Linked DNA regions of Homo sapiens: region 1 is linked to region 2. The links are chromatin loops, found by intact Hi-C in ENCODE. Cell type or tissue: chondrocyte. All regions are shown on one strand. Each heading gives the region's core, and the rest is flanking DNA. Links, peaks and the distances in the headings are about the cores only.

Evidence for each region. Hi-C counts contacts between places; a loop is a spot of excess contacts. Peaks named below come from ENCODE experiments on the same cell type or tissue, not always from the same donor. Only the 100,000 strongest peaks of a DNase experiment are listed, where the experiment ranks them.
Region 1: it touches region 2 in a loop (2.9-fold over the local background); 28 of 110 quality-filtered maps call a loop at or near these places.

The regions. Positions count from the first base shown.
Region 1 is chr7:101,605,267-101,620,942 of GRCh38, reverse strand. MYL10 (myosin light chain 10) reads left to right here. Exons shown (of 8, transcript NM_138403.5): 6 at 4,645-4,723; 7 at 7,233-7,281; 8 at 7,370-7,613. The coding sequence ends at 7,468. Among named protein-coding and RNA genes, the nearest start is that of MYL10, 16 kb to the left of the region's middle. RefSeq lists enhancers at 1,031-1,570, 1,571-2,110, 4,224-5,151, 5,152-6,080, 6,081-7,008. In chondrocyte, for the core only: no CTCF peak of the experiment used is centred there; no DNase peak of the experiment used is centred there.
Region 2 is chr7:101,673,111-101,688,786 of GRCh38, reverse strand. No RefSeq gene overlaps it. Among named protein-coding and RNA genes, the nearest start is that of MYL10, 52 kb to the right of the region's middle. RefSeq lists a silencer at 106-235 and enhancers at 7,313-7,821, 7,822-8,337. In chondrocyte, for the core only: no CTCF peak of the experiment used is centred there; a DNase peak (open chromatin) is centred at 7,462.

The sequences.
Region 1 (15,676 bases), core at 2,918-10,917, 66 kb after region 2:
GTGGTGGGTGCCCGTAATCCCAGCTGCTCGGGAGGCTGAGGCAGGAGAATCGCTTGAACCTGGGAGGCAGAGGTTGCCGTGAGCCGAGATGGTGCCATTGCACTCCAGCCTGGGTGACAGAGACAGACTCCACTACAAAAAAAAAAAGAAAAAAAAAAAAAAAAGGAAGGGTCAGCCCAGGCAGTGGTCCCTGGGAAGTGAGCACTGTCAGCTCTGCACCCTCAGGCTGCCCCTGCCAGGCCCCCTCCCTTGAACCCCCTGCCTTGGCTAGGCCTAGGGTCAGACCCTGGCTTCCCATTGACTCCTAGGTTGACCTTGCACAGATTTATCTGCTTTCTGGCCTCAGTTTTTTGGTCTGTAAAATGGGCTTATAATAGTTTTCTGAGCCCGCTGTAACAAATTCTGTGAAACCAGGTGGCTCAAAACAACAGACATGTATTCTCTCACAGTCCTGAAGCCCAGAAGTGCGAAATCTGGCAGAGGATTTGGGGAGAATCCGTTGTCTCTCCCAGCCTCTGGTGGCTCTACCTCTCCCATCTCAGCCTCGCCGTCAATGGCCCCGCCCTCTTCTATTTAACCTCCCTCCACCTGCCTCTTTGTTTATTTTGTTTTGTTTTTGAGATGGAGTCTCACTCTGTTGCCCAGGCTGGAGTATAATGGCGCCATCTCAGCTTAGGACAACCTCCGCCTCCAAGGTTCAAGCGATTCTCACGCTTCAGCCTCCCAAGAAGCTGGGATTACAGGCACCCGCCACCATGCCCCGCTAAATTTTTTTGTATTTTTAGTAGAGATACCGTTTCACTACATTGGCCAGGCTGGTCTCGAACTCCTGACCTCAAGTGATCCGCCCATATCCGCCTCCCAAACTGCTGGGATTATAGGCATGAGCCCTCGCGCCTGGACTCTACCTGCCGTTGGATTCAGGTCCTACTGGGATAATCTAAGATGATCTCTGCATCTCAAGATGCTTAACTTACATCTGCAAAGTCCTTTTTTCCAAATAAGGTGACATTTGCAGGCTCTGGTGGACATATCTTTTTTTTTTTTTTTTTTGAGACGGAGTCTTGCTCTGTCACCCAGGCTGGAGTGCAGTGGTGTGATCTTGGCTTACTGCAAGCTATGCCTCCCGGGTTCACGCCATTCTCCTGCCTTAGGTTCCCAAGTAACTGGGGCTACAGGTGCCTGCCACCACGCTCGTCTAATTTTTTTGTATTTTTAGTGGAGATGGGGTTTCACTGTGTTAGCCAGGATGGTCTCGATCTCCTGACCTCGTGATCCGCCTTCCTCGGCCTCCCAAAGTGCTGGGATTACAGGCGTAAGCCACCGTGCCCGGCCTCTGGTGGACGTCTCTTTTTAGGGGCCACCATTCAGTCCACCACAGGGTGATCCGACCTGACATCACAGGTTTGATGGGGTGAAAAATCAGTACTGTCATGGGTCGTGACCTGCTGTGGGGTAGAGCAGCCTCCACGCACCGTGTCCTGGCAGATCCAGAGCCAGAAGGAAGGCAGCCATCAGCCTGGGTGCGAGAGATGAGGAAACCCAGGGCTGGGGAGGGCAGGCTCATCTGGAGCAGGCTTTGAACTTGGGGCTGTGTAGCCGAATCAGGAGCATCACTGGGCCCACCTCCAGGCAGCTTGTCGGGGCCTATTCCCAGGACCATGTGCGCCTCCTGGAAGAGCTCAGAAGCCCAGGAGGCCGGGAGAGAAGAATGCTCTGTGGAAAAGACATGTGTGACTCCAGCCAGCAACTTCAAAGGAAGCAGACAGGCCTGATTCTTTTATCCACAGGCACATAACTGAAGGAGGCGTGTTAAAGGCCAGTGGGAGGGCCTGGGGAAGTGGCCTGTGGTTCTGCCAGGGTGGACGGCCCAGGGCCGGGCCCAGGAGGTGAGGCTGTGAGCACCTCCCGCCCCTGGTGTTGGGCATGGGCGAGGGGCCCTGCTGCCAGAGCAGGAGTTTAGAGAGACCTCCAAGAGTGCTCAGGGGAAGGGGAGGGGACTCTGTCAGCTCACAGTGGGCCCCAAACCTGTTTCGCAGATGGGAAGATTGAGACTAAAAGCTCGTGTCGGTCCATGGTTGAGCTGAAGCTGTGATCCAGGGCCTGGTGTGGGCTGCAGGGCTGCAGCTTTTTCTCATTTTTGCAGGGGCGCCGGGACTGGGGCTCCGGCTGAGCCTGTCATGCAGACGTGGCCAGACTGCGTGAGAGGCTGGTGGGAGGGGACAGGAGCCGGGAGGGCAGGGTGCTGGGGCCGGCGCCGCCTCACCCCGCTAATTGGGAAGAGGAGACTGTGTCATGAGATTCCCAACGATGATGGGAGGAAGTGGCCACTCTATAGCAGATTTTATGAGGTTTGCAGTCTCAAGAACAGAGGCTCTTTCTGGGGAGGAGAGAAGGGAGGACTGCCAGCCACGGTAACAGGGAGTGGCAGGGCTGCGCTGGGTGCCTAAATCCATGTGCATTGTCCGCAGGGGGATAGGCTGGAGCCGGCCACAAACCTGCCTCAGCAGTGAGGCCTCTTCAAAGACGTTGGGAATTTTCAACTAATCAGTGAAACCTGGGAGGCTGTGGCCTCGGAGGCAAATCCCACATGGGTGCCCCACGTGATGCTCTGGTCACTCAACCCTCACCCGCCTAGAGGCACCTGCTACCCCCTGCCTGCTTGGCCAGGCTGTGAGGGCCTGGAGCCCTGCCCTCGCTGCACCCTGGGCTGAGCCTCTCTGCTGGGCACACCAGCTCCCTGCCACCCTGCCCAGAGGCAGTCCATGGCGCTGCCCTCTAGGAGTTCCCAGGCCAGCAAGGCCAGTGTGTGCCAGGTTTTTTCACTCTGTGCCAGTTTCAGAGATGCCCAGAGACTCAGACACTGCCCAGTCCTGGCTAGTTCCTAGTCCGATGGGGGAGGCACAGATGGCCCTGACCCAGTCTGATGGGAGAGGCACAGATGACCTTGATCTGGTGTGATGGGGGAGGAACAGATGGCCCTGACCCAGTCTAATGGGGGAGGAACAGATGAGGCCCTGATCTAATCTGAGGGGGGAAGCACACTTGGCTCTGACCCAGTCTGATGGAAGAGGCACAGAAGGCCCTGATCCAGTCTGATGGAAGAGGCACAGATGGCCCTGACCCAGTCTGATCGGGGAGACACAGATGGCCCTGATCCAGTTTGATGGGAGAGGCACAGATGACCCTGACCCAGTCTGATGGGGGAGGCACAGATGAGGCCCTGATCTAATCTGATGGAGGAAGCACAGATGGCCCTGACCCAGTCTGATGCAGGAGGAACAGATGGCGATGACCCACTCTAATGGGGGAGGCACAGATGGTCCTGACTTAGTATGATGGTGGAGGAACAAATGGCCCTGACCTAGTCTGATGAGGGAGGCACATGGCCCTGGCTGACCTAATCTGACTGGCAAGAGCACAGGGTGACAAAAGGAGCAGGGGACTCTGGAGTCCACAGAGGTGGGTTTAAATCCTCCCTTCTCTTATCAGTGGGGACTTGGGCAAGTAATGAAACATCTCTGAGCCTGTTTTTTCTATGATAAACCAAGATATCCACATCTACTCCATGGGTGCTCTCAGAGCTCCAGGGGATAAAATCTTAAAGCTGCAGGCATAGAGCGCTCAGATGTATTTGCAGCCCTGATCAACCCATGTTCGTTAAAACCTTACCATGAATGGTATGTTATCTTAGCTGCTCCTGTGAGGTGGGTAGCAAGCACCATCTCTGTCCCCTTTCACCAATGACACATTTGAGCACTGAAGAAAGGAAGGGGGCACCCCCGCATCCACAGTGAACAAGGGGGACATGGTGACAGAAGGGGAAAGGGCACCGGGCGAGGGTGGCCAGGTCACCTGCTGTCATTCACGCAGCCCGTGAAGCCTTGGGCAAGACCCTTCCTCTCTCTGGGCTTCAGTTTCCCATTGGTGCAATGTGGGGGCTGCACATTCAATCCCATTGTGGGTATCAGATTAATTTCTTCTAATGACATCTCTCCCCAAGGCTGTGCTGTGACCGGGATAAAAGCAGAACTTCTCTGGCTTCACTTCTGCCCCCGTGAATCCCTTCCCTTGGCCTGTTGGCCCACCTGCCCCACTTCTGGCCGGGACAATCTCTCTCAGACCCCTCCAATGCCACACTGCCCAAGCCCCAGCCTTTTGGCATCCACGTACAGAACTCTTTTTCCTCCACCCACGGCCTCTTGTGCACAGCTTGGGTAACACGTGAGCCCCAGAGTCATGCCCCCTCACCCAGACCACTGGTCATGCAGCTGTGAGACCCTGGGCAAGTCACTTAACTTCTCTGGGTCTCAGCTTTTCCATCTGTAAAATAGGGAAGGGCTAAGCACAAATTAAATGCTCAATCAGGGTCTCCGTGTACAGTTGCTCAGGTTGTTCACAAAATATATATATGTGGTACCCTTGTCTATGATTACAATTACCTGTTTCCCTCCTTGTTCTTGCTTCAAGTGAGCTCGGCCCTCGCTGTGCAGTGAAAGTTGGGGAAGAAGTTCCCCAGAGCTGTGCCTCTGTGCAGGGGCCGTGGGACTTGCCCCCAGCCCCAGCCCCTGCCCAGCCTTGTGCCTGTCCCTGTGGGGCCCTCTTCACCTGCCTCTCTCCCTGCCCTGTATGTGCTGCTTATAGGCACGGACCCAGAGGAGACCATTCTCCACGCCTTCAAAGTGTTCGACACTGAAGGGAAAGGTTTCGTCAAGGCCGATGTGTAAGTTTCCCCTGACTCCCCCAAAATGCTCAGGGGAATAAGCCAGCTTTGGGCTGGGGTCAGGGTGGATGGTCGCCCAGTCTCCTCTCCCAGAAGCCAGGAGCTGGGGGGCCGCTGCCCAGCCCAGTGATATCGCTTGATGTCCCTTCCCCTCTCTGGGCCTTGGTGTCCCCTTCTCTATGTGTGCGTGGAAGTAGAAATGGATAAGAAATGGTGGGTCAGGCTGGGCGCGGTGGCTCACGCCTGTAATCTCAGCACTTTGGGAAGCCGAGGTGGGCAGATCACTTGAGACCAGGAGTTTGAGACCACCCTGGCCAACACAGCAAAACCCCATCTCTACTGAAAATAATAAAAAAAATTAGCCAGGCATGGTGGTGCATGCCTGTAGTCCCAGCTACTCTGGTGGCTGAGGCAGGAGAATCGCTCGAACCCAGGAAGTGGAGGTTGCAGTGAGCCGAGATCACGCCATTGCACTCCAGACTGGGCGACAGAGTGAGACTGTCTCAAAAAAAAAAAAAAAAAGAAGAAGTGGTGGGTCACTCCAGGAGAGCTTCCTAGTGGGGTGGGTGTGGGGGCAAAGGCAGATCTTGAAGAATGACTGCAGGTTGCCCAGGCTAGGGGGGGAACAGCATTCTAGATGAGGGAACAGAGAGCTTGGAGGGCCAGGGCTTGGCATGTGCATGTTTGTTCAGAGTTGGCTGCAGCTGGAGGGTGCGGGTGGAGGTGGTGTAGGGGAGACTGAGCACAGAGCGGCAGGCGGGGCCTCTGGGGGAGCGCTCACACCCTAGCCCCTGGACCCTGCGTCTGCCCTGGGAGCATGGGAGAACCTGAGGAGGAGTTAGGCAAGGACACCATGGAGGCCAGCCTGGAGAAGGAGAGGAGAGGGTTGCAGCTCCCAGGAGGGTCATGGCCGTCGAGATGGAGTCGGGCGGACAGATAAGCAAAGAGCCAGGGGCCAGTGCCCATAGGATCCAGGGTCTGGGGAGAGGACTGAGCCAGATCGTAGCCAGCACCGCCTCGGGCAAGAGGGCAGTAAGGATTGGGGAAAGTGACCAGCTCACTTGGAATGCATGAAGGGGAAGTGGCTGCAGGCAGCTGTCTGGCAGGCACCGGGGCTGCCATCATGAGGGTAGGGGTGCCCCACCCAGTGACAGCAAGGGAACAGAGAGCCAAGAATTGCAGGCAGGAGTGGGCGGGGGAGTGGCAGCCTTCCCAGGACCCAAGATTCAGGGCTGACCTCTGAGCTGTGCCGACGCAGTCCCTTCAGAACCTTGCTGGACCTGAGGGTGGCCTGGGGCAGGTGAGATTCCTCCCCAGGCCCAGGCTTCCTGATCAATTACTGTAATGCTGCCAGCCTTCATTTTGAGGCTAGTTTTGCTGGTTTTGAGATTCTCGCATCTCAAAGGGAGAGGGCAGACGCAGCAGGGGTGGAGGTGGAGAGGGTCTGTCCCGTCTCACACATTCTCAACTCCAAGACCATGAGTCACATACTCCCCTGGGATGGGGAGGGGATGCTGAGGGTTGCTGCAGTCCACAGTCCTCCCCTTCACCCCTCCCTCGGGGTCTGTGGCTCCTACCTCCATCCTGGGGACCTGGGGAGGCATCAGAGTCACCCCCGGAGTAACCCCAAGCCCTCCCTCTACTGTCAACCACTTTCTCTCTCACCAGTGCAAGGACAAGGCTGGGAAGACCCTTTGGGGACCTAATTTGGGAACTGAAGGCACTGCCTTGGGACATGGGACCTGGATCTGTGGCTGCAGGCCAGGCAGGCCAGACAGGCCACGGTGGAGGCTCTGGTTGAAACAGAGTCTGTGAAAAGTCCCCGGCTTGGAGAGCTGGAAACTGTGACTGTCCCACAGAAACATAAATAATGGAAAATGTGCATTGGTCCTTAGCGAGGCCTGCCGCAGCCGGTGCCAGAGGACACTCTGGGTGGACGAGGCCCCACTCAGCCGTCTGATCCCATCTTTGCCCACTGAGCTCCCTTAAGAACCCTGCAGGACCCTCCAAGCTTGAGGGGGCAGGCCCTTGCAGGCCCAGGAGGACACGGACCTGGGCAGGCCTTCCTGTACCCTTGGCAGAGCACAGGCATCTTGTCTCTAAAACACTATGCAGGTGTCAGTGAACGTCACAAGCTGGAGGAAAGAGTGTGTCCAGAATCAGGCAAAAGAGGCTCTGCGGTGGGGGACCTGAGGTGTCTCCCCTCAATGATCCAGAGCTTGATTATAGTGCATGATGGGAAATCAGAGTAGCCCTCATGGTGGGGTCCCCAGGTCATTGCTTTTGGTCCCTACCTGATGCTGGGAGGAAAGCCCACTTCATGGAGGAGAAAACCGAGGTTCAGAAGCTACTTGGCCATCGGGGGGGCTGGCAGGGTCAGCCCCAGGTTGATGTCCTCCTGGTCCAGGATGTCCCCCTGCCCCCACTTGCCCCTCATCACCCCTGGGATCTGCATGTTCAAGCTGGGTATCCCGTTCCCTGAACATGACTGTGTCTCTCCCTTGAACAGCATCAAAGAAAAACTTATGACCCAGGCAGACCGCTTCAGTGAGGAGGAGGTAAACTGGGATTCTGGTGGGTCACGGCGGATTCTCTGCTCTGGCCCCCACTTGGCCTGGTGCAGGCTGACTCTCTGCTCCTTCTCAGGTCAAGCAGATGTTTGCAGCATTTCCCCCAGATGTGTGCGGCAACCTGGACTACAGAAACCTGTGCTACGTCATCACTCACGGTGAAGAGAAGGATTAGGGGATCACAAGTCTCCCCGACATTCAGGGGCAGCAAACACTGTTGTGGGGTGTGACAGGGAGCTCTTGCAGCCAGAGGCTGCAGGAAAAAGGCTTCCCTTGTCCTACGGTTGGGGACAAAGCAAGAATAAATAATGCTAATGAGGTCTGAGTTTGTGCGGTAAATGCTCCAGCGAGGGAGAAAACGAAACATTCCTATCTTGTTGGTTTTTCCAAACCTTTTTTGTTCCTCTGGCTCTGCTCAAATGTTCCCGAGGAGCTGGTGTTTAGAGCTAATTGACAGTTTTAACGATTCCCTGCTAAGCCACGGGATATTGCCTTCATTTATGGAGCTTTTATTAAGCACCTAGTGCATGCCAGAGGCTGTGCTGGTCCCAGGGACTCTCAGAGGAGCCAGGACTGTCCCTGGGCAGGATATGGTGCTGACTGCAGTGAGGAAGGCAGAGGAGGGGGCAAAAAGTGGGGTGGGGACATCGGTGGGAGGAGAATGGAGAAGCACGGGAGAAAACTGGCTGCAAAGAGCTGGCTAGAGGTGAAGACGTCAGAAGGGAAGAGGTGGCTTCAAGGGATGTTTAGGGGGTAGGCAAGGATTTCTTAAATGGGACACACATAACTGTGATCATAAAAGTGGATAAGTTGGACTTCATCAAAATTAAAAACTTCTGCTCACCAAAAGATACAGTTAAGAATGCAAAAAGGCACCGGACGAGAAAAGATACTGGCAACGTAGATCATGACAAGATCTCATATCCAGAAGATGTATTTTTTTAAAATCCTACATATCTATAATAGAAAGATTATAACCCCAAAAAAGGTAGACGACAATAATAATATCCAAATGGCCATAAAGATCTGAAAAGAGGCCGGGCACAGTGGCTCAGGCCTGTAGTCCCAGAGCTTTGGGAGGCCGAGGCAGGAGGATTGCTTGACGCCAGGAGTTTGAGACCAGTCCCAGCAACATAGCAAGACCCCATCTCTACAAATAAAAAAAAATTTAAAAATTAGCCTGGCATGGTGGCGCATGCCTATAGTCCCAGCTATTCAGGAGGCTGAGGTGGGAGGATCACTTGAGCCCAGGAGTTGGCGGCTGCAGTGAGCTGTGATCACACCACTGCACTCCAGCCTGGACGACAGCGAGACCCTGTCTGAAAAAATAAATAAATAAATAAATAAATAAAAATAAATGATAGGGCACTCATACATGGGAATACCACATGGCAATAAGAACAAACTACTGATGTACACAACAGTTTGGTTGATTGCTCATATATACTATGTTGTATGGAAAAAGAGGCGAAAGAGTGCATACTTAAAAAAAAACTTTTTTATTGAGATACAATTCACATACCATAAAACCCCCCCCTTCTTTTTTGTTTTTTTTTAGACAGTCTCACTCTGTCACCCAGGCTGGAGTGTAGTGGCGTGATCTCGGTTCACTGCAACCTCCGCCTTCCGGGTTCAAGTGATTCTCCTGCCTCAGCCTCCCAAGTAGCTGGGATTACAGACACGTGCCACCATGCCCGGCCAACATTTGTATTTTTAATAGAGACGGGGTTCTGCCATGTTGGCCAGGCTGGTTTCGAACTCCTGACCTCAGGTGATCCAACCGCCTCGGCCTCCCAAAGTGCTGGGATTACAGGTGTGAGCCACCGCGCCCTGCCTTTTACCACTATTTACAAACAGAATATTAATCACCACAAAATGAAATTCATTAGTGGTCACTCCTTATTCTTCCTGCACTCAGCCCCTGGCAACCATGAAGCTACTACTGCCCGTCTCTATGGATTTGCCTGTTCCGGACATTCATATAAATAGGATCCTGCAATACATGGCCTTTTGTGTCTGGCATCTTTCACTTAGCATAACATTTTCATGGTTCATCCTTGTTGTAGACTTTATTTGTTTATTTATTTATTTATTTTTGAGACAGGGTTTCACTCTTGTTGCCTAGGCTGGAGTGCAGTGGCATGATCTTGGCTCACTGCAACCTCTGCCTCCTGGGTTCAAGTGATTCTCCAACCCCAGCCTCCCGAGTAGCTGAGATTACAGGCGTACGCCACCACGCCTGGTTAATTTTGTATTTTTAGTAGAGAGAGGGTTTCACCACGTTGGTCAAGTTGGTCTCGAACTCCTGACCTCAGGTGATCCATCTGCCTCAGCCTCCCAAATTGTTGGGATTACAGGCATGAGCCACCACACCTGGCTTCATTCCTTTCTGTAGCCAGATAAGATTCCATTTTATGGATAGATCACATTTTGTTTATTCATCAGTTGATGCACATTTGAGATATTTCTGTTAGCTATTATGGATAACGCTACTATGAACATTTGTGTACAAGTTTTTGTGTAAATACATGTTTTCAATTCTCTTAGGCATATACCTAGGAGTGAAATTACTGGTTCATATGGTAACTCTATATTTAACTTTCTGAGGAATTGCCAAATTGCTTTTCAAAAAGGTTACACCGTTTTGTATTCCCACCAGTGATGTACAAGGGTTTCAATTTTTCCACATTCTTGCCAACACTTGTTATTTTCTGTTTTTCTTTTCTTCCAAAATTATAACCATCTTAATGGGTATGAAGTGGTATTTCATTTGGGTTTTGATTTGCATTTCTCTAATGGATAATGACATTGAGCATCTTACCATGTTTTTATTGGCCATTTGTATCTCTTGGGAGAAATCTGTTCAGGTTCATTGCCCATTTTAAAATTGTGTTACACTTTTTTGTTGCTGAGTTTAGAAGTTCTTTATATATTCTAGATACTAGATCTTTTTATTTTAATTTATTTGTCTATTTATTTATTTTTGAGACAGGGTCTCACCCTGTCACCCAGGCTGGAGTGCAGTGGCACCATCACAGCTCACTGCAGCCTCAATCTCCCAGGCTTAAGCAATCCTCCCACCTCAGCCTCCCAAGTAGCTGGGACTATAAACATGAGCCACCCCACCTGGTTAATTTCTATATTATTTTATTTTATTATTTATTTATTTATTTGGAGAGCTGCCCAGGCTGGTCTTGAGCTCCTGGGCTCAACCAGTCTTCCCACCTTGGCTTCCCAAAGTGCTGGGATTACAGGCAAGAGCCCACCACGCCCAGCCTGGACCCTTTTAGATATGTGATTTGCAAATATTTTCTCCCATTCTGTAGGATGTCTTTGTACTCTCTTGATAGTGCCCTTTGATGTACAACAGTTTTACATTTTGATGAAGTCTATTTTAGCTATTTCTGCTCGTGCTTTGGGTGTTATATCTAAGGAACTGTTGGGCAGATGCAGTGGCGCATGCCTGTAACCCCGGCCCCTGGGAGGCCGAGGCAGACAGATCACATGAGGTCAGAAATCTGAGACCAGCCCGGCCAACATGGCCAAACATCATCTCTACTAAAAATACAAAAAAACTAGCCAGGCATGGTGGCACACACCTGTAGTCCCAGCTACTTGGGAGGCTGAGGCAGGAGAATCACTTGAGCCCAGGAGTTCAAGGCTGCAGTGAGCTGTGATTGCACCACTGCACTCCAGCCTGGGTGATAGAGAGAGATCCTGAGGCCCTGTATCAACAAAAAGAAAAGAAAAAAAAATAAAGAAAAGAAAGGAAAGGAAAGGAGGAAAGAAGAAAAGAAGGGAGAAGGGAGGAATGGAGGGAGGGAGGAATGGAGGAAGGGAGGCAGGGAGGGAGGAAGGGAGGGAGGGAGGAAGGCAGGGAGGGAGGAAGGGAGGGAGGGAGGAAGGCAGGGAGGGAGGAAGGGAGGGAGGGAGGAAGGGAGGGAGGGAGGAAGGGAGGGAGGGAGGAAGGGAGGAAGAGAGAAAGAAAGAGAAAGAGAAGAAAAGAAAAGAAAGGAGGGAAGGAAGGGAGGGAGGAAGGGAGGGAGGAAGGAAGACAGAGAAAGAAAGAAAAAGAAAAAAAGCAAGAGAGAGAGAAAAAGAGAGAGAAAGAAAGAAAGAAAGAGAGAGAGAGGGAGGGAGGGAAGGGAGGGAGGGAAGGAGGGAGGGAAAGGAAAGAAAAGTAAGAAACAAGAACCGAGTGTTTAAGGAAGAGAAGAGCAGGTCTAAGGTGTGACCCTGGAATCGGGTGGCTGAGGTTGGGGGAGCAGGTCCCTGGAGCCAAGGATTGGAGGCTGTGGGTTGAGGGGTAGAATTCAGACCCTGAGAGGCCAGGAGGAAGGAGGCCAAGGAGAGTGGCATGTTGGACCCTGCAGAGGGCCAGCCCTGGCTTTGACGGTAGCTGCTTCACCACAGGGGCCACACTCCCCTACCCCTTGGCCACAGTGAAAGGTCTCCCCTCCTCTTTCCCCACTGCTGAGCTCCTGTTCCCTCTGTGGGAGGCGGGAGAGAGAAGCACCACCATCAGTCTGGAGCTCTGGGCTCAGGACACAGGGGACAGGTACATAGCAGAGGAGCTCCTCCCTCCACCCCAAGCCTGGCTCCGCTTGCTCTCCAAGACTTTGACTTTCCTAGAAATCACGGACCGAGCCCTGTCTCTGCTGCTGAGGAACTTGTCAGACCTGTTTGTGCCCCGCAGAACCAAGCCAGCGCCAAGGTACTGCAGGCCACAGGCATCTGCTTGCCAGCTGCTCCCTGCAGCTAGGCCTGCCCACCTGCAGGAGCCCAGCTCCTCCAAGACACAGGGCCAGCCGGTAGGGAAGGCCAGAGGGACTCCACGTCAGCTCAGAGAGGAGGCCGGGGCATTCATCTCATTTATTCCTCTGTCCTCAGTGCCTCCACTTGTCTATACCTCCTCTGTACCAGTGCTCAGAGAGGGTGATCAATAACACCAGTAACACCTCACCTCTGCCCTCAATGGTCTCTGGCTGGGAGATACCAGGATGGGGGTAGGCTACAGGCATGGGAGTGATGCGGCACAAGTGGGGCCCCAGGGAAAAGAAAAGCAGGGGGCCTCTCAGAAGGCACAAGATGGCTGTGAGGCTGCTGGCGGCTCCAACTCCCTGGTCTCTGCCACTCTTGGGAGTTACACAGCATGGCCTCCTGGAGGCCCCTCTCTCCCAAGCTGTGGTTCATTGGTGGTCTCCACTGCCCCTGACCTGGGCACATGACTAGCTGCCTTCAATATCCACGCCTTTCTGTCCAGTCCTTGAGGAATACCTGGATGACCCCAGGCTCTACAGTTCTTCCTCCCGTCCCTGTAGCTGGGGTAATCCACAGAGCTGCCCTTCCAGGGGTAGAGGGCTGAGGCTCCCAAAAGCCAGAGAGAAATCAGCAAGAATGAGCATGTGGGTGGACACATCGTCTTTCCAGTGTTCTTTCTGAAAGCACCTTTCTAAAGGTACAAGAACGTGGCGGGGTGCGGTGGCTCACACCTGTAATCCCAGCACTTTGGGAGGCCAAGGTGGGAGGATTGCTTGAGCCCAGGAATTCTAGACCAGCCTCAGAAACAAAGCAAGACCCTATCTCTAAAAGAAATAATAAAACAAAACAAAACAAACAAAAGAACCCCTTGCCGGCCTCTTGAACTTCCCTGCACCACCGTGCCCTGGGCTCTGGGTTCCAGCTGCACAGTTTCATTGGGGACCCTACGTTTCCTCCTGTTGCAGAGTCTTGCTCATGCTGCTCCCTCTACCTGGAACACTCCCTGCCCCCTTTGCCCAATCCCCCCTGCATTAGTCAGGGTTCTTAGAGGTAAAGAACTAATAGGATAGATATATAATAGGATAGGATATATATATATAAAATAGGATGTGTGTATATATATATATATATGGGAGTTTATTAAGTATTAACTCACAGGATCACAAGGGAAAGAATTAATGGGATATATATATATAGAGAGAGAATTATTATATATAAAGAATTATTGTATTATATATAATATATATAATAGGATAGGATATATGTAAAATAGGATATATATATAAAGGGGAGTTTATTAAGTAGTAACTCACAGGATCACAAGGGAAAGAACTAATAAGAGAGAGAGATATATATAGATTTATATATAAAGAATTATATAATATATATTATATAACATTATATAAAATAGGATATATATATAGAGAGAGATATAGATATACATAAAGGGGAGTTTATTAAGTATTAACTCACAGGATCACAAGGTCTCACAATAGGCCGTCTGCAAGCTGAGGAGCAAGGAAACCAGTCCAAGTTCCAAAGCTGAAGAACTTGGAGTCCAATGTTCGAGGGCAGGAAGCATCCAGCACAGGAGAAGGGTGTAGGCTGGGAGGCTAGGCCACGCTAGTCTTTTCACATTCTTCTGCCTGCTTTATATTCTGGCCTCACTGGCAGCTGATTAGATAGTGCCCACCCAGATTGAGGGTGGGTCTGCCTTTCCCAGTCCACTGACTCAAATGTTAATCTCCTTTGGCAACACCCTCACAGACACACCAAGGATCAATACTTTGCATCCTTCAACCCAATCAAGTTGACACCCAGTAGTAACCATCATGCTCCCTACTCAGCTTTCTGGTCTCAGGTCAGCAGCGTATCCTAAGGCCCTGACAGCGGCATAGGCCAAATCACTTTCCATGTAGTTTCATGGCACCAAGAACTTTCACTTTTTGGTAAGTGGTGTCTGTCTTCCCCCAGAGTGCCATAAGTCCCTGAGGGAAGGGAGTAGGCTGGATTTGCCCACAGCTATGCCCCCAGCACCCTACATGGGGCCTGGCATGCAGGAGGCTCTTGGGAAATATTTGACTGTCTCCAGGACACCCAGAGAGCCAGCCCCGAATCACGGGAGTTATCTGGAAGCAGCTCTGTGGCTTTGGGCCTCCAAGACACTGCAGGGCAGAAGCTGAGGCTGGAATTGCAATTATTCCTGAGCCTCCTGGAGGCTTCAGGGTACTTTCCCTGTCTGCCTGGGCCTTAGTCTTCCCATAAGCAGAATGGAACCCCAGGGCCCCTGGTGTCTCAAGGATATGTACCCCCCAGGGCAGCAGCAAACCCAAGGCCATGGCCAGTCCTGGGCTTGCTTGGCAGCATCCAAGGTGATGCATCTTGTTATCTGGCCAAAGTGGCTCTCCTAGAATCCTTGGTAGCCCCACACTTGGCCTGGTAGGTGACAGACAGGGAACACAGGCAGGGTTGGGACAGGCCTTTGTAGCCCCAGGGAGCTGGGTACAGGGATCCGGGCCTGCCCCGGCGCCGCCGGCTCCCACAGCCAGCTGGGTCTCATTGAGAGTAATTAGCCCAGCAAGATGCCTGGGTCTTGGCATTTCATTTTTCCGCTCAGGAGCCATCAGCCGGGGGCCTTCGGACAGTGGCCCCCGCATAAATCATGAGGGGGTCGCTGTTAAGAGAAACAGCAAATTCCTTCCACCCGTGTGGCTGCTTAAATTGACTCTGGGAGCAGATTCCGTCCTGGCGCTCACTCAAGAATGGCCAAGTCCTTTGAAGGTCTTTCCAGGACGGACCCCAGGGGCTTGGAGCTGGAGGGGCGGCGACTCTCCCAGGGATCCTCTGCTGATCGCAGAAGGGTGGGGCCCCTCCCGGGACAGCGTGGCTGGTGGAGGGACCCTGCCTGGCACCGGCTTCCACCATCACTCTGTTTTTCTGGCAACCCTGGGAGCGGCTGCACCTTTTTCACAGCCAGGACATGGCTGGGGTGGAAGTGGGGACTAGGGGCTGATGGTGTCTTTAGCCTGGGACACCACACTTCAGGGCAATGAAATGTCCTCATGGAATTTCAGGCCTCAGGGGCTGGTGAAGGCATGCGGTGAGGTTCCGAGGGGGTGCCCCCATAGCTAGAGTCTGGATGGAAAATTGTACTCTATGCCTGCTGTGAGCTGAGGCCCGGGCTGGGCTAAGGATTTCAGTCTGACTGGGGGTTGGCTTGGGCCTCCGGGGATCCCAGGGGTCTGTCCGTGTCTGTTTTTCTCTTCCTGTCTCTCTCAAACACAAGGTCTCGCTTGATCAAGGTGAAGTAGAGCCCTGAGAGGGAGGGAGTTTAGGGGAGGGTGGATCCCTGCTGGCCCCGGAGGCCTGGGTTTGCATCCAGGTCTGCCACGGCTAGATGGGTGTCCCTGGGAAAGTCACCAACCTCACTGGGACTCAGCTTCTCCATTTGGAAAATGGAGACAGTGACGATGCCAAGTTTCCAGGCTGCTCTCCTCCTTCAAGCAGGCTAGGCCTGGGGATCCGAGGGTGGACAGAAACACCTCACCAGACCACACTGAGCTTATATCCAGGAGAAGGCCAACGCCATGACCAGTGAGGACATCATGATGCAAGAAGGACT
Region 2 (15,676 bases), core at 4,419-12,418:
CGGTTGATTCCTATTCGTCCACTTTGTCCTGCGTCCCAGAGGCATGGACAGGCCGTGCACTCCAGGTCTCCTGCTGAGGGACCGGAGAGGCCCCTGGGACCACGGGAGCTGCCGAGGGCTAAGGATGCCAGGGGTGGGGAGGGAGGGTGGTGGAAGGGTTCCCGGGTGCGTGTTTGAGCTTTGGGGCGAGGCTGGGGCCCGGGGAGTGAGGACCTGGGGAGTGGAGACCCGGTTGGTGGCAGCGCGGCCCCTCCGGTCTATCCCGATCCTCGTTAGCGCGGCGCCACCTAGCGGCGCCCGGGGGAAGCGGCGGCTCGACCTCGTCCAGAGCGCCTCGTGGGGTCCGGAGTTCCCCGTGCTTCTGCTGCGCCCTCGGGGAGCGAACGACGGGCAGGGGGGACAGGAAGGGGCCGCCCTGGCCTCGGCCAGAGGAGCAGGAGGCGAGGGCAAGGCTGTAACTCCTGACACCTAAGGGCCTGGATGCCCGGGGGAAGAGGCGGGAGGAACGAAGTCAGGGCTGACTCAGCCCTGACCTTGGACCTGACCTTGACCCCAGGCCCTGTAGTTTGCTTCCTTAACCCCAGTTTCCATGAACAGAAGCCTCCACTTAGTCCCATCAGGGAGGTCAAGGGGGAGGCAAGAGAGGAGGGATGTCCAGCCTGGGCAGGGAAGAAGGTCAGCCCTGGGAGTGCAGCAGGGGGGTGGCGGGGGCTGGGTAGGGTGGGCTCAGGGTGCACTGGGAGGGACAGGGGACAGGAGGCACAGGCTGTGGGTCGCAGGCCCAGGATGGGCTGCGGGGTGGGACCTGTGGCAGAGGATCCCAGAAGGCAGTGAGGCCAGGGCTGCAGGGTCTCCTGTCCACCCAATAGGACCCCACCCTGGTTCCTTACAAGTAGGAGGTCCCCAAGCCATTGCCCATATCCTGACCCCCTGTCCTGCAAGCCACAGCCTCTTCCTCCCTCCCCTGTCACTGAAGGACCAACCAGGAATACAGTGTTTAAGTCAAGCAGAATGGACACATCTTTAGGGAGCCCAACGGTGGGGTGCCAGGGTCTGAATGGCGCTGTGTGTAGGGGGGTTATATGCTCGGCTCCCAAGCCTGGGGCAGGTCATTCTGGCTCTGCCCAGATTCCACGCTGACTTTGGGCAGACCAGCATCTTCCCCAGCAAAAGGCCCTGTGGCATGGGGAAATTCCTGCGCATGAAGCTGGAGATGCACGGTCTATGGGTGAGTGGACCCCAGTACTACGGTGGAACCCCCAATACTGCAGGGGCACCTCAGTGCAAGGCAAGGCCGTGCACACCTGTCGTAGGACACTGAGAGACATTAGCGTAGTGATGATGCCTATGTGTGTATGTGTGTGGTCTATGTGAGTACAGCTCTGTGTGTTAGTGTATGTGTGTGCATCTGGTGTGTGACTACATGTCTGTGTGTGCGTGTTTGTGTGTGTCTCTGTGTGTTAGTGTGTGTATTCATTTGAATGTGTAAATACATGTCTGTGTGTAAGTGTGACTCTGTGTGAATGTCTGTGTGTGTCTTTGCGTTAGTGTGTATGTGAATGCATGTCTGTGTGTGCCTGTGAGTATGTATCTGTATGTCAGTGAGTGTATATGTGAATGCATGTCTGTGTGTGTACGACTGTAGTGTGTGTGTGTGAATGTGTGTCTGTGTGACTAGGGGGTTGGAGGGTGTGAGTGGAGCTCTGGGCAGAGTGGTCCCTGTGGCTGTACAATTTGGAAAATGCCCTCTATGCCCTGCCCACCTCCCTGGGGCAGGGGGTGCCGTCCTATTTCCCTGGTGAAGCCTGCAAATTCCTCCTGGTGTAGGGGGTCCCCTTCTCTCCTCTACCTCCCCTCCACGTCTTGCCCACAACCCACAGTCCTGCTCTTTGCAGATGCCCTCTTGGGCTGTGTCTGCTGAGGGGGGCTCGGGGCCACCCTACTTCGTGACTTCAGCCTGAGAATCTTTTTATTTATTTATTTTATTATTTTTTTTTCTGAGACTGAGTCTCACTCTGTTGCCCAGGTTGTAGTGCAGTGGCATGATCTCGGCTCACTGCAGCCTCTGCCTCCCGGGTTCAAGCAATTGTCCCGCCTCAGTCTCCCGAGTAGCTGGAATTACAGGCATGCGCCACCATGCCCAGCTAATTTTTGTATTTTTAGTAGAGACGGGGTTTTGCCATGTTGGCCAGGCTGATCTTGAACTCCTGACCTCAGGTGATCCATCTGCCTTGGCCTCCCAAAGTGCTGGGATTACAGGCATGAGCCACTGTGCCTGGCCCAGCCTGAGTCTTGTATAAGGAGATTCAGGTGGAAAACAACGAGGACATAAAGCTATGTGGTGGTGCTTTAAAAATCAAAATGTGGGCCTGGCGCGGTGGCTCATGTCTGTGATCCCAGCACTTTGGGAGGCCGAGGGGGGCGGATCACCTGAGGTCAGGAGTTTGAGACCAGCGTGAGTAACATACCAAAACCCTAGCTGTACAAAAAATTTAAAAAATCAGCCGGATGTGGTGGCACGTGCCTGTGGTCCCAGCTACTTAGGAGGCTGAGGCAGGAGAATGACTTGAGCCCTGGAAGTCAAGGCTATAGTGAGCTGTGGTTGCGCCACTGCATTCCAGCCTGGGCCACAGAGTGAGAACCCCATTTCTAAATAGATAAATAAATAATAAGAAAAAGCCAGGTGTGGCCGGGAGTGCTGGCTCACCCCTGTAATCCTGGCACTTTGGGAGGCTGAGATGGAAGGTCAGGTGTTTGAGATCAGCCTGCCCAACATGGTGAGACTCCATCTCTATTAAAATACAAACATTAGGTGGGTGTGGTGACGGGCACCTGTAATCCCAGCTATTCAGGAGGCTGAGGCAGGAGAATCACCTGAACCTAGGAGGCGGAGGTTGCAGTGAGCCAAGATTGCGCCACTACACTCCAGCCTGGGCCATACAGCGGGACTCTGTCTTAAACAAACAAATAATTAATTAATTAATTAATTAAATGAAAAAGCCAGGTGCATGAGGATTCTCGTGTTTTTTTTCTGCTGTGTCTGGGGCCTGGAGAAGTCCAGAACGTGCGGCTCCAGAACCGAACAAGGAGAAATAGAGACCTGGTTTCTCAGTGGGAATCTTGGATCCTTAAGGTTCCCTCGCTGTTCGTTTTTTTGTTGTTGTTTTGTTTTGTTTTGTTTTTTGTTTGTTTGTTTTTTGAGATGGAGTCTCACTCTGTTGCCCAGGCTAGAGTGCAGTGGTGTGATCTTGGCTCACTGCAGCCTCTGCTTCCTGGGTTCAAGCGATTCTCCTGTCTCAGCTTCCCGAGTAGCTGGGATTACAGGTGTGTGCCACCATGCCCGGCTAATTTTTGTATTTTTAGTTAGTGATGGGGTTTTGCCATGCTGGCCAGGCTGGTCTCAAATTCCTGGTCTCAGGTGATCCAGCCATCTCTGCCTCCCAAAGTGCTGGGATTACAGGCGTGAGCCACTGTGCCCAGTCACCTTTGGTTTTTTGACCATGCTTGGAGTCTGTTTTCTGGAGAAGAGGAAGCACATTGGCCCGATTTCTATCTTGAAATGACAGGGCTTGGGGACACTGAAGGATGCTGCATAGAAATTTGACCAATGTTTTTTGCCCTTTTGTCATGCCAGTCAGGGTGCAGATGGCCACAGTTGGGAGGGAGGGGAAGTCCCCTTCCTATGTGTGAGCCTACAGCATGCGCGGCTGTCTATGCCCTGAACTCCTTCAGCTTCTCGGCTTCTCAGCAGCCCCCTGGGTGTAGGGGCAGGGCTGAGCCTCTGGGAGGTTATAAACCCTCCTCGATCAAGGTCCCTCCATTTGTAAGTGATACAGGTGGGATTCGAATCCAGGCTAGACCGACCCCAAGGCTGTGCACCTGCCGAAAGGCACGAGCTCAGACCCACACCAAGGGGACGGTGGGGCCTGGGTGTGCCTCAGGGTGGGCACCGCTGGCGCCCGCTGCCTAGAAGCCTGGCTGTTGCTCCCCGGGGCTGTGAGAGCTGGCCTTCAAGGTCATGGTGGACAGTTATTCTGTGCTTGAATTTTGGGTTCAGCGTTTAGGCAGACGTCTGGCCACTCTGAGAACCGTCCCCAGGTGTCATCATTCCTGGGGCCACATGGAGCCCTGACCTGTGCCCCACTTGGGATTGCATTTGTCTCCATTGTCTGGCCTGGGAGGCGGGCACAGGGCTCTGGCAGGCTCTGACGACCTGCAGCTGTGCGGTAGGGCTTGGGTGGTGGGACTCCAGCTTCTCCTCCAGCTTTCTCTCTTTCTCAGCTTCCTCTCCTGCCAGGTGGTTTAGCAACAGGATCAGGTGAGCTTGAAACCAGCCTGGCGGCTGCGGGTGTCTCTGCCCTCTGTGCTCCAGCCAGTCATCGGTCCCACCTAGACACCTAGACCCAGTTCCTGCTTTTCTCTGTCCTTTATTTATTTATTTATTTGTTTGTTTATTTATTTATTTATTTATTTATTTTTGAGACTGAGTCTCGCTCTGTCGCCCAGGCTGGAGTGCAGTGGCGCGATCTCGGCTCAGTGCAACTCCGCCTCCCAGGTTCATGCCATTCTCCTGCCTCAGCCTCCGGAGTAGCTGGGACTACAGGCTCCCGCCAACACGCCCGGCTAATTTTTTGTATTTTTAGTAGAGACGGGGTTTCACTGTGTTAGCCAAGATGGTCTCGATCTCCTGACCTTGTGATCCCCCCGCCTATTTATTTATTTTTGAGACAGGGTCTCTCTCTGTTGCCAGGCTGGACTGCAGTGGTGTGATCACAGCTCACTGCAGCCTCCAATTCCTGGGCTCAAGGGATCCTCTCGCCTCAGCCTCTCAAGTAGCTGGGACCACAGGCACGCACCACCATGTTTAGCTAATTTTTTAATTTTAATTTTTATAGCGATGGGGTTCTACCTATGTTTCCCAGGCTGGTCTTGAACTCCTTGGGCTCAAGTGATCCTCCCACCTCGGCCTTCCAAAGTGCTGGGATTACAGGCATGAGCCACCATGCCCGGATGTCCAGCCTTCTTGCTCTTTAAAATATTTTTTTTTTTTGAGACAGAGTCTTTCTCTGTCACCCAGGCTGGAGTGCTGTGGCTTGAGCATAGCTCACTGCAGCCTCAAACTCCTGGGCTCAAGCGATCCTCCTGCCTCAGCCTCCAGAGTAGCTGGGCTATACTATAGATGCTCACCACCATGCTTAGCTAATTTAATTTTTTTTTTTTTGAGACAAGGGTCTTTCTGTGTTCTCCAGGCTGGTCTCAGACTCCTAGCCTCAAGTGATCCTCCCACCTCAGCCTCCCAAAGTGCTGCAAGAATGAGCCACCTTGCCCAATCCCAGTTCTTTACAAAGTGATTTCCTGCCCATCCTTGGCTTGAGTCCTTCATTGGTCAGCATTTAAAAATTGAGACTGATATTAGTGTCAAAAGACAGGTAGGGAAACTGAGGCATGGGGAGGAAAATGATGTACCTGAGGATGCACAGAAATTGCTGGGCGAGTTGGGCCAAAACGTGGAGCCCTGGATAGTGCCCTTTCGCTGGATTCCTGGATGAGGAGTCTGGGGACATCTCTTGTCTTTATCGAGTGACCTCCTCTGAATGGTTTTGTATTTTATTTTATTTTTTGAGACGGAGTCTCACTCTGTCGCCCAGGCTGGAGTGCAGTGACACTATCTTGGCTCTCTGCAACCTCCACCTCCCAGGTTCAAGTGATTCTCCTGCCTCAGCCTCTCGAGTAGCTGGGATTACAGGTGTGCACCACCACACCTGGCTAATTTTTGTATTTTTAGTAGAGGCGTGGTTTCACCATGTTGGCCAGGCTGATCTTGAGCTCCTGACCTCAAGTGATCTGTCTGCCTCGGCCTCCCAAAGTCCTGGGATTGCAGGTGTGAGCCACCGCGCCTGGCCTCTGAATGGTTTTAGATTTCACCATGTGTGAGCATAGGGATGATGGTGATATATAAATATACGTAACATATTTTAAAGACAACATAGAAGTTTGTTTCTCTTGCATATAATAGTCTGATGACAAACAATCCAGGGCTTCCACGGCAGCTCCACAATCTCAAGGAACCATTTTCCGTTTTCCTTGTATCTTGCTGGGTTTTCTTGTCTTGCTCAGTAGGTGACTTCTATCTTTGGGTCCAATATGGCTGCTTCAGCTCCCGCCATCGCTTCTGTAACCCACCCAGTGGCAAGGGGGAAAGAGGAAAAGTGTGTGCCTTTCCTTTTCCCCCACCCCCTAGTTTAAAAAAATCAGATGGACTGGATGCGGTGGCTGATGCCTGTAATGCCAGCACTTTGGGAGGCCAAGGCAGGTGGATCACCTGAGGTCAGGAGTTCGAGATCAGCCTGGCCAACATGGCGAAGCCCCATCTCTACTAAAAATGCAAAAAATTAGCTGGGCATGGTGGTGCACGCCTGTAATCCCAGCTACTCAGGAGGCCGAGGCAGGAGAATCGCTTGAACCCAGGAGGTGGAGGTTACAGTGAGCGGAGATCACACCATTGCACTCCAGCCTGGGCAACAAGAGCTAAACTCCATCTCAGGAAAAAAAAAAAAAAATTCAGATGATGCAGCCTGGGCAGCATGGTGAGACTCCATCTCTACTAAAAATACAAAAAAATTAGCCAGGCATGGAGGTACTTACCTGTAGTCCCAGCTGCTCAGCAGGCTGAGGCGGGAGGATTGCTTGAGCCAGGGAGGTCAAGGCTGCAGTGAGCTATGATCGTGCCACTGCACTCCAGCCTGAGTGACAGAGGAACACCTTGTCTCAAACCAAACCAAACAAAACAAACCCAAAAAACAACCATCAGATGAAGATATTTTAGAGAAGAGATTAAGGCTCAGAGAGGTTAAGTGCTTTGTGCAATGTCACACAGCATGTGAATGACAAGGCTGGGCCTCTTGGGTCTGCTGACCCTAGGACTTAGCTTGAGCTATGTGTGCTGTTTTCAGGAGAAGCTATGGCCGTATACAGGGCACAGGGATGGGGAGGGGGGCTGTACCCAGTGTTCCCCCCACCCCCGAGCAGACAGAGAAATCCATCTGGGGCCTCCACTCCTGGGAGCCGGGCCAGGAATTTTCCCCACAGCCTAGGAGAGGTCACATTAGTAATCTGCCTGTCCTTCCCTTCTCTTCCCAGGAGCTTTAAGATGCTGGGAAAATAGGAATGACTTAGTAATGAGTTACTTTAATTGGATTTTCCCCCAGTATTGGTATGCAGAGGTTATCGTTGAATGATTTACTGAGTAGCCCATGCCAGAGTTCAGCTGTGGTGCAGGCGTGTGTGTATGTGTGTGTGCATGTGCGTGCCTGGTGTGAGTGCACAGACACGCACTTCTGTACAGATATATGTCTGTGTGCATGCGTGTGTATCCTGCACTTTCAGAAGGGCCTCAAACAGCTCTTTATCCAGTGGGCACTTCTGCCTCCACCCCTCTGTCCCCGCCTCCCGCAGGAGGGAAGCCAGGAGGGGGACGGCTGGCAACGGGGCACAGCGAGGAGCTGTGTCTGGGATGGTGTGTGTTGTCACTGGCAGCCAGTCATATGAGTCACCGGCCAAATTAACTCAAGTTTCCTTTGGGGAAAAATGTAATCAGTTATTGCATTCTGGTTCATTTTAGCAAATTAACTCGTTCAGTTTTTTATTTTTATTTCTTTTTAATTTTGGGGGTGGCAGTGGTGGCTACAGCTGGGGAGGGGGTTGGTGGAGGCCTGAGTGAGTGGAGGCAGCTGTGTGTGCATGTGTGTGTGAGTGTGTGCGTGTGTTCACGTGTGTCTGCGCACGTGTGTGCACACATGTGTCCGTGTGTGCGTGTATGCATGTGTGTGTTTGTGTGTGCATGTGTGTCCACGTGTGTGTGCGTGCGTGTGTGTGTGCATGTGCGTGTGTCTGCACGTGTGAGTGTGTAAAGGCCCTAAGGGTACTCGAGGACCGGCTTCCAGAGAAGGTGGGTCAGGGCCGAGCCTAGGACAGGGGCTGCTGTCCTGGGGCCCGACATGACCTCATGTCCTGCTCAGACCTGCAGGTGGAAACACCCCTTTGAAGAAGGACTTTGCTGCCCACAAAGCATATTCCCTCGACACTCTTGTGCCCACTAACCAGGAGGGCATGGTAGCTGGGCTGTGCCCAAGTGAGGGGGGCTCCTGGGGCCTGAGTGGGCCTCGTGGGACATATTGCCTCCTCGCCACAAGGCGCCGGTCTGGAAGATTCCACCAGGCCTGTCTGTGTGTGAATGATCCCACTGTTGTGGTTCCCAAGGCACCGATGGGCTCAGTCCTCCAGCCTGGGGTTTTTATGTTTGCTCTTGCATTTCATTCTTACTTCTAGCCCTAAGGTAGGTACCGCAAACCCTGTTTTACCCCCTGAGCATGGGAATCTCACCCAAGTTCACACAGTGACCCCGGGCCCTGCTCCCTTCGCCTCTCAGTAGGGCCCTGTATCTTCCCCGCCTCAAATGGTTGGGGGTACAAAAGGCATTTTATTTTATTTTATTTTTGAGAAGGGGTTTGGCTCTCTTTGCCCAGGCCGGAGTTCAATGGCATGATCTCGGCTCACTGCAACCTCTGCCTCCTGGGTTCAAGCAATTCTCCTGCCTCAGCCTCCTGAGTAGCTGGGATTATAGGTGTGCACCACCACGCCCAGCTAAATGTTTTTGTATTTTTAGTAGAGATGGGGTTTCGTCATGTTGGCCAGGCTGGTCTCGAACTCCTGGCCTCAGGTGATCTGCCCACCTTGGCCTCCCAAAGTGTTGGGATTACAGGCATGAGCCATTGCTCCCGGCCAGCATTTGATCTTAAAGAGTTGGCTAGGTGCCAGGGCTCATGTCTGTAACCCCAATGCTATGGGAGGCCGAGGTGGGAGGATCAGTTGAGGCTGGGAGTTCAAGACCAGCCTGGGCAACATTGTGAGACCCCATCCCTAGAGAAAATTTAAAAAATTAGCCATATGTGGTGGCACATGCCTGTAGCGTAGTCTCAGCTACTCGGGAGGCTGAGGCGGGAGGATCGTTTGAGCCCAGGAATTTGAGGCTGCAGTGAGCTATGATAGCGCCACTGCATTCCAGCCTGGGCAGCAATCAAGACCCCTGCCTCTGTGAAAAATAAAAAGAGCTAGGTGTGGTGGCACACACCTGTAGTCCCAGTTACTCGGGAGGCTGAGGCAGGAGGATTGCTTGAGCCCAGGAGTTGGAAGCTGCAGTGAGCTATCATGGTCCACTGCACTCCAGCCTGGATGACAGGTTGAGACCCTGTCTCTTAAAAAATGATCATAATAAAATAAAATAAAGAGCCATACCAAGCCAATGAGCCTGAGGGTGGCCAGTGGTTCCGATCCTGGGGGCTTCCCTTGGGTGGTGGTGAGGGACTGTGGCCTTGTGGGCCTCCCCGCCGACCAGGCGATGTCTGCTTCTGGTTGGGGTCTTGGTGCACTTTTTCTCTCCTGGAAGGTCCCCTCCTCTCTCTGTATCAGGCCCCATCCAGGCCCTTAGCAGCCTAACTTCTGCCTTCCCTGAGAGCCTTCGAGACCTTCCCTAGCTCATGCGCCCTCCCCGCAACTTCTCCCACCTTTCCATGCCCCACTCCGCCGTGCCCTGGTCCTGCTGACCGTGGCTGCTAGATTGGGATCCACTGTGGGGAAGGAGAAGAGCCCCAGCCTGCATGTAGGGTGGTATGGGCCACCCCACTGGAGTCATGAGTCTGAGCAGGGGGTCTGTGGGATGGGGGCCGGGGCAGGTGGTGCTGTGTTCATTTTGAACACGACAGTGCCAGGAAGACCCCACCAGCGCCCTGTCCTTCCTTGGTTTGTCCCCAGATACCACACAGCCCCCAGACAGCTGGGCTGGGCCTTGATCCCAGAAGTGTCTTCTGAGTCTCCTGAGCCCTTCGGCCCAGCGCCCAGCGGCTTTCATTTCTGCTGGTGATTCACTGACCTCAGTGCTGCCACGGTATTGCCTTGGGACAGTCTCTCTCCAGCTGGGACCTGGGATTCCCACGCCTTAGGTGGGAACAATAGTAGGGAATAGTTTAAATAAATTAAAGTTCATTCATACTGTCCTACAGGGATATATACATATGTATGTGTATAGATATTTATGCATATGTAACCGTCCATCCACACACATGGACGCCAATGGTAATTGGAGTACCTCTGGGTCATGGAGTTACCAGTGATTTCTATTTTGTTTCTTTTTCTCTCTCTCTTTTCTTGGAGACAGGGTCCCACTCTGTCGCCCAAGCTGAAGTGCAGTGGTACAAACTCAGCTCACTGCAGCCTCAAACTCCTGGCCTCAAGCAATCCTCCCACCTTAGCCTCCCAAGTAGCTAGGACCACAGGCACTTACCACCACACCCGGCTAATTATTAAAATTGTTTTTGTGGAGAAGGGGTCTTGCTATGTTGCCCAGGCTGGTCTCAAACTCCTGAGCTCAAGTGATCCTCCCATCTCAGCCTCCCCAGTAGCTGGGACTACAGGCGTGCTCTGCCACGCCTGGTTCATTTTTCTATATTTTGTAGAGATGGCTGGAGACGGAGGTCTTGCTGTGTTGTCCAGGCTGGTCTCAAACTCACGGGCTCAAGCGAGCCTCCCATCTCAGCCTCCCCAGCAGCTTGGACTACAGGTGCACTCCGCCATGCCTGACTCATGTTTCTATATTTTGTAGAGATGGTTGGAGCGGGGAGGTCTTGCTGTGGTGCCCAGGCTGGTCTTGAACTCCTGGGCTCAAGCAATCCTCCTGTCTTGGTCTCCCAAAGTGCTAGGATGACAGGCATGAGTCACCGTCCCCGGCTGAGACCATTTCCTCTTGTGCTTCCACATCACGGGGCTGGCAGCTTTGGTGATGATGAGATGGTGCCTCGTAGAAGATTGTGATGCTGTTGACATTGGACACCCATACTTTGGAGCGGACTTCACCTGTGTCTGCTGTGGTGGCGTCCTCCATGAGGTGGGCAGTGTGGCCAACCCTTGAGGGTCCTAGTAGCTCAGGGGGCTGCAGTGCCTTACAACAGGAGAGGGAGAGCCTCAGGGGCCCACTGCAGCCAAGCTGGAGTTTCCAGGGCATCTGTGAGTCCTCCCTGGGTTCCTGGCATAACCTGGGAGGATCTGGGAGGGAACACAGGGACCTCCTCCTGCAGAACTGCGGGCTTTCAGGGGCACAAGCCCGGCCTGAGGATTGGATGGGGGAGGAAGATACATCTGCACACATGCGCACGCACACCATGGCAGGGTGGGGCTGAAACCGCCCAAGGGGTTCACCTTGCCCTCTCTAGATAGAGCCGATTCATCAAGACAGGTAATTGCAATAGAGAAAGAGTAATTCACGCAGAGCCGGCTGTGCCGGAGACCGGAGTTTTATTATTACTCAAATTAGTCTCCCTGAGCATTTGGGGAGCAGAGTTTTTAAGGACAACTTGGTGGGTGAGGGGAAGCCAGTGAGCCAGGAGTGCTGATTGGTCAGGGATAAAATCAAAGGGAGTGGAAGCTGTCTTCTTGTACATGTTTATACTCTGTTTTAATTACATGCAAATGAAGAGGTGGAGTATTCAGAAATTTATAGAAAGGGGGTGGTAACTTCCGGATGTTGTAGCAAAGGGAAACTGACATGGTGCTGGTGGGCGTGTCTTATGGAGAGGGGCTTTGCTGCTGCTTCCCTGTTTCAGCCAGTCCTCAATCTGGTCCTAAGTCAAGCCCCACCTCCTACCTCATATCTACATACATATTACAAAATCAATATAGGGCTGAGCACGGTGGCTCACGCCTGTAATCCCAGCAGTTTGGGAGACCGAGGTGAGCAGCTCACCTGAGGCCAGGAGTTCGAGACCAGCATGGTCAACACAGTGAAACCCTGTCTCTACTAAAAATACAAAAATTAGCTGGGGAGTGAGTCTGCTCACCCAATAGCCTCTGGGAAGCCCTTCTCAACTCGCTCTCTCATGACAAGCCCTACCCCTGTTATAAAGGGGGGATAACAGATTTTTTTTTAACCGTCTGGTTGTGACTGTTGTTTGGCATTTGATGGAGATTTCCTAAGAAACCAGGGAGGCCCTGGGTTGTGCAAACCTGGCAGTTTGCTGGGTCTGGGGCCTCTCTGGGCTGTCCCTCCAGGCGAGGCTGGGGCCAGGGGATGGGGCCAGGTGACTTCCTATGACCTCACCTAGCCCAGACATTATTTTCTCTCCCTCTAGATGGTTTTCCCAATCGCCGGGTGAATCTGAGTGAGACTGTCTATTCTTTCGACGACTACCTTTCAACTCAAGTTATGGTTTTATAAATAATATATATGGCAAGTCGGTGCTGGGGAAAGGACGTTCATTCCGCTCTGAAATATTTATGGCCTGGAGTGTCTGCTTACTTTTCCTTGGAGTCATTTTTTAGCACGGCCTGTTGGAGAGTACGACAGCCCAGGGCATCTTCTGAGGCCACTGCATCAAGAGCCCTTCCAGGCGGGCTGCAGGGTTTATTCATCCTGCGGATGTCAGGGGTGGAGGGAGATGGCAGCTCTGCCCGGGGATCACTCCCAAACCCAGAACTCCTAAATTATATCAGGGAGGGCTCTGAGCCGGTGACAAGAATCAGCGCCGCTGCCTTTGAAACAGATGTCACTTTCCAGCATGCAGTTTGAATAATAACATGCACTCCTCCGGCCTTCTCAGATAGGAACTATCCTGTGAGGTGGGCATTATAACCCTCATTTTGCAAATGGGGAAACTGAGGTTCAGAGAGGTTAAGAAATGCCTCAAGGTCATGCCGTCACCAAGTAGGAGAGCCTGGATTGTCACCCAGCCGGGCAGACCCCTCATCTCAATCTTTTCTGCTACACTAAGCTGCTGCCCACCCTGGCCCCATCACTCAGTGGTAGCTAGGGGCCAGAAAATGGATTTAAATTATTTTTTTTATTTTTTTGAGATGGAGTTTTGCTCTTGTTGCCCAGGCTGGAGTGCAATGACATGATCTTGGCTCGCTGTAACTTCCGCCTCCCGGGTTCAAGTGATTCTCCTGCCTCAGCCTCCCAAGTATCTGGGATTATAGGCATGCACCACCATGCCCAGCAAATTTTTGTATTTGTAGTAGAGACGGGGTTTTGCCTTGTTGGCCAGGCTGGTCTCGAACTCCTGGCCTTGCGATCCACCCACATTGTCCTCCCAAAGTGCTGGGATTACAGGCGTGAGCCACCACGTCCGGCTGGATTTATTTTTATTTTATTAATATTTCATTTTATTTTATTTGAGACAGTGTCTCACTCTGTTGCTCAGGCTGGAGCACAGTGGTGTGATCGCAGCTCACTGCATCCTTGACCTGCTGGGCTCAAGTGATCCTCCTGCCTCAGCCTCCTAAATAGCTGGGACTACAGACGTGCACCACCACGCCCAGCTAATTTTTATTTTTATTTTTTGTAGAGATGCGGTTTTGCCATGCTGCCCAGACTGGTCTTAAATTCCTAGGCTCAAGTGATCCTCCTGCCTTGGCCTCCCAAAGTGCTGGGTTTACCAGTGTGAACTACTGCACCCAGCCAGAGAATGGATTCAGATCAGCTTCCATTGCAGTGTCTGCCTGTTTGCAATTGTTTGAACTTCAGAGGAGTGGAATCTGGGGGAGAACAGGCTACACTGAACATCTGGGCTGAAATCCCAATCCCAAGGCAATGGTTATATTCCTGGATGTGCAGAAGGGGGTCGGATGAGAGTCTGAAGCATGGTGGTGCTGGGAGGGCCCATAGAGTCATCTTGTCTGACTTTCTGTGATCCAGGTAGGAGATTAAGACTCTGATAAGGGAGGAACCTGCCCAAGAGTATGAAGGTAGCTGGAGCTCCTTGATCATAATGGTGGCTCTTGGAGTCCAGCCATCTGGTCAACCTCTCTGTCTCCATAAACCCCCTTTCTTCCAGAAGAAAACCAAGACTTGGGAGGGGAGGAGCTTGTTTAGAGTTCCTGGGTGGATGGATAGAGAGCTGTGCATGTCCTTGGTCTGGCTGGAAATCCACGAAAGAGTTCAATCATTTGGAGGCTGTGGCTTGAGGAAAAAAATTGTGGATCTTTCTGAACTAGCTGAAAAACAGAGTGGGCTATAGTCAATACTGTATATGTGTATATATATATATTATATATGTTTATAAAGATAAATTCATATTTATATTATATTTTATGACATATTTATAATATAATTATATAATACAAATAAATATATAATATAAATATAAATATGATATAAATATATTTGCAATAGGGTCTTTGTTGCCCAGGCTGGAGTGCAGTGGTGTGATCATAGCTCCCTGCAGCCTCGACCTCCTGGAGTCAAATGATCCTCCCACCTCAGCCTCCTGAGTAGCTGGGGCTATTGGTGTGCACTAACACGCCAATCTTTTTTATAGAGATGGGTTCTTGCCATGTTGCCCAGGCTGGTCTGGAACCCCTGGCCTCAAGAGATCCTCCTGCCTCAGCCTCCCAAAGCATTTGGATTACAGGCCTGTTATCAAATATGCAGATATTGAATCAGTGATTTGGATTGAATACTGAGGACGGGAATATCTTGCACTGTTTCTCCACCTGGAAGGATCATTTCCTATAGGAAAGATAGTTGGTGAGCACAGGGGCTGAGTCATCTCTGTGGCAGGTGACAGAACAATTGTGAAATAAATGGATGATGGTGCTTGTGGAAAAGCCCAGCTCAGTCCTAGCTGGAGGGAAGAGTCAGGCCACCTGTTCTCTGTTGTCCCACCCTGGACCTGCCCACCCTTGTCATGGATAGTAACCAGAGAGGGCCCCAATAAACCATGCCTCTTAGTTTTCTTTTTTTTTGAGACGGAGTCTGGCTCTGTCGCCCAGGCTGGAGTGCAGTGGCGCGATCTCGGCTCACTGCAAGCTCCACCTCTCGGGTTCACGCCATTCTCCTGCCTCAGCCTCCCGAGTAGCTGAGACTACAGGCCCCCGCCACCACACCCGGCTAATTTTTTGTATTTTTAGTAGAGACGGGGTTTCACCGTGTTAGCCAGGATGGTCTCGATCTCCTGACCTTGTGATCCACCCGCCTCTGCCTCCCAAAGTGCTGGGATTACAGGCGTGAGCCACCGCGCCCAGTCTGCCTCTTGGTTGTCATGCCCTTATATAATCCCCTCCCCTTGAATACATAGGGGCTGGCCCTGGGTATACCTCCAGTGGGCAGGACTGTGTGCCCTGCTAAGTCAGAAGTAGCCTTGCAGCTTCCACCTGGCTCTCTGGTAACACCTGTTCTAGGGGAAGCCAGCCACTGTGTAACAAGTCTGACTCCTCTGAGGTGGCCATGTTGGAAGGAAGCCCAAGGAGCCTCATGGAGAAGTCTGTCAGGGAGAGAGAGTGATCTGGCCAGGCCCTGGGTCTTCTAGCTGAGCCACCAGACATGTGAGTAAGGAGACCATCCTGGACTTCTAGTCAGATGACACTAGCCACTGATGCCATCTGACTGTAACTCCACAAGTGACCCCAGGCCAGAACCAACCACCCAGCTGAAACCAGTAAGCTCTATGAAACCATGAGGACGAGAATCATAAAATTTGTAAAGCCACAGTGCTTTGAGTGGCTTGTTAGGAAACAACAGATAACTAGCCTAGCACCTCACACTGCTGATGCCTCCTGGGTCTAGACCAGGACTTCAGGGTGATGTGGAGGTTTCAGTGCCAGCCTTCTCACAAACAGGACAGAATCTAGG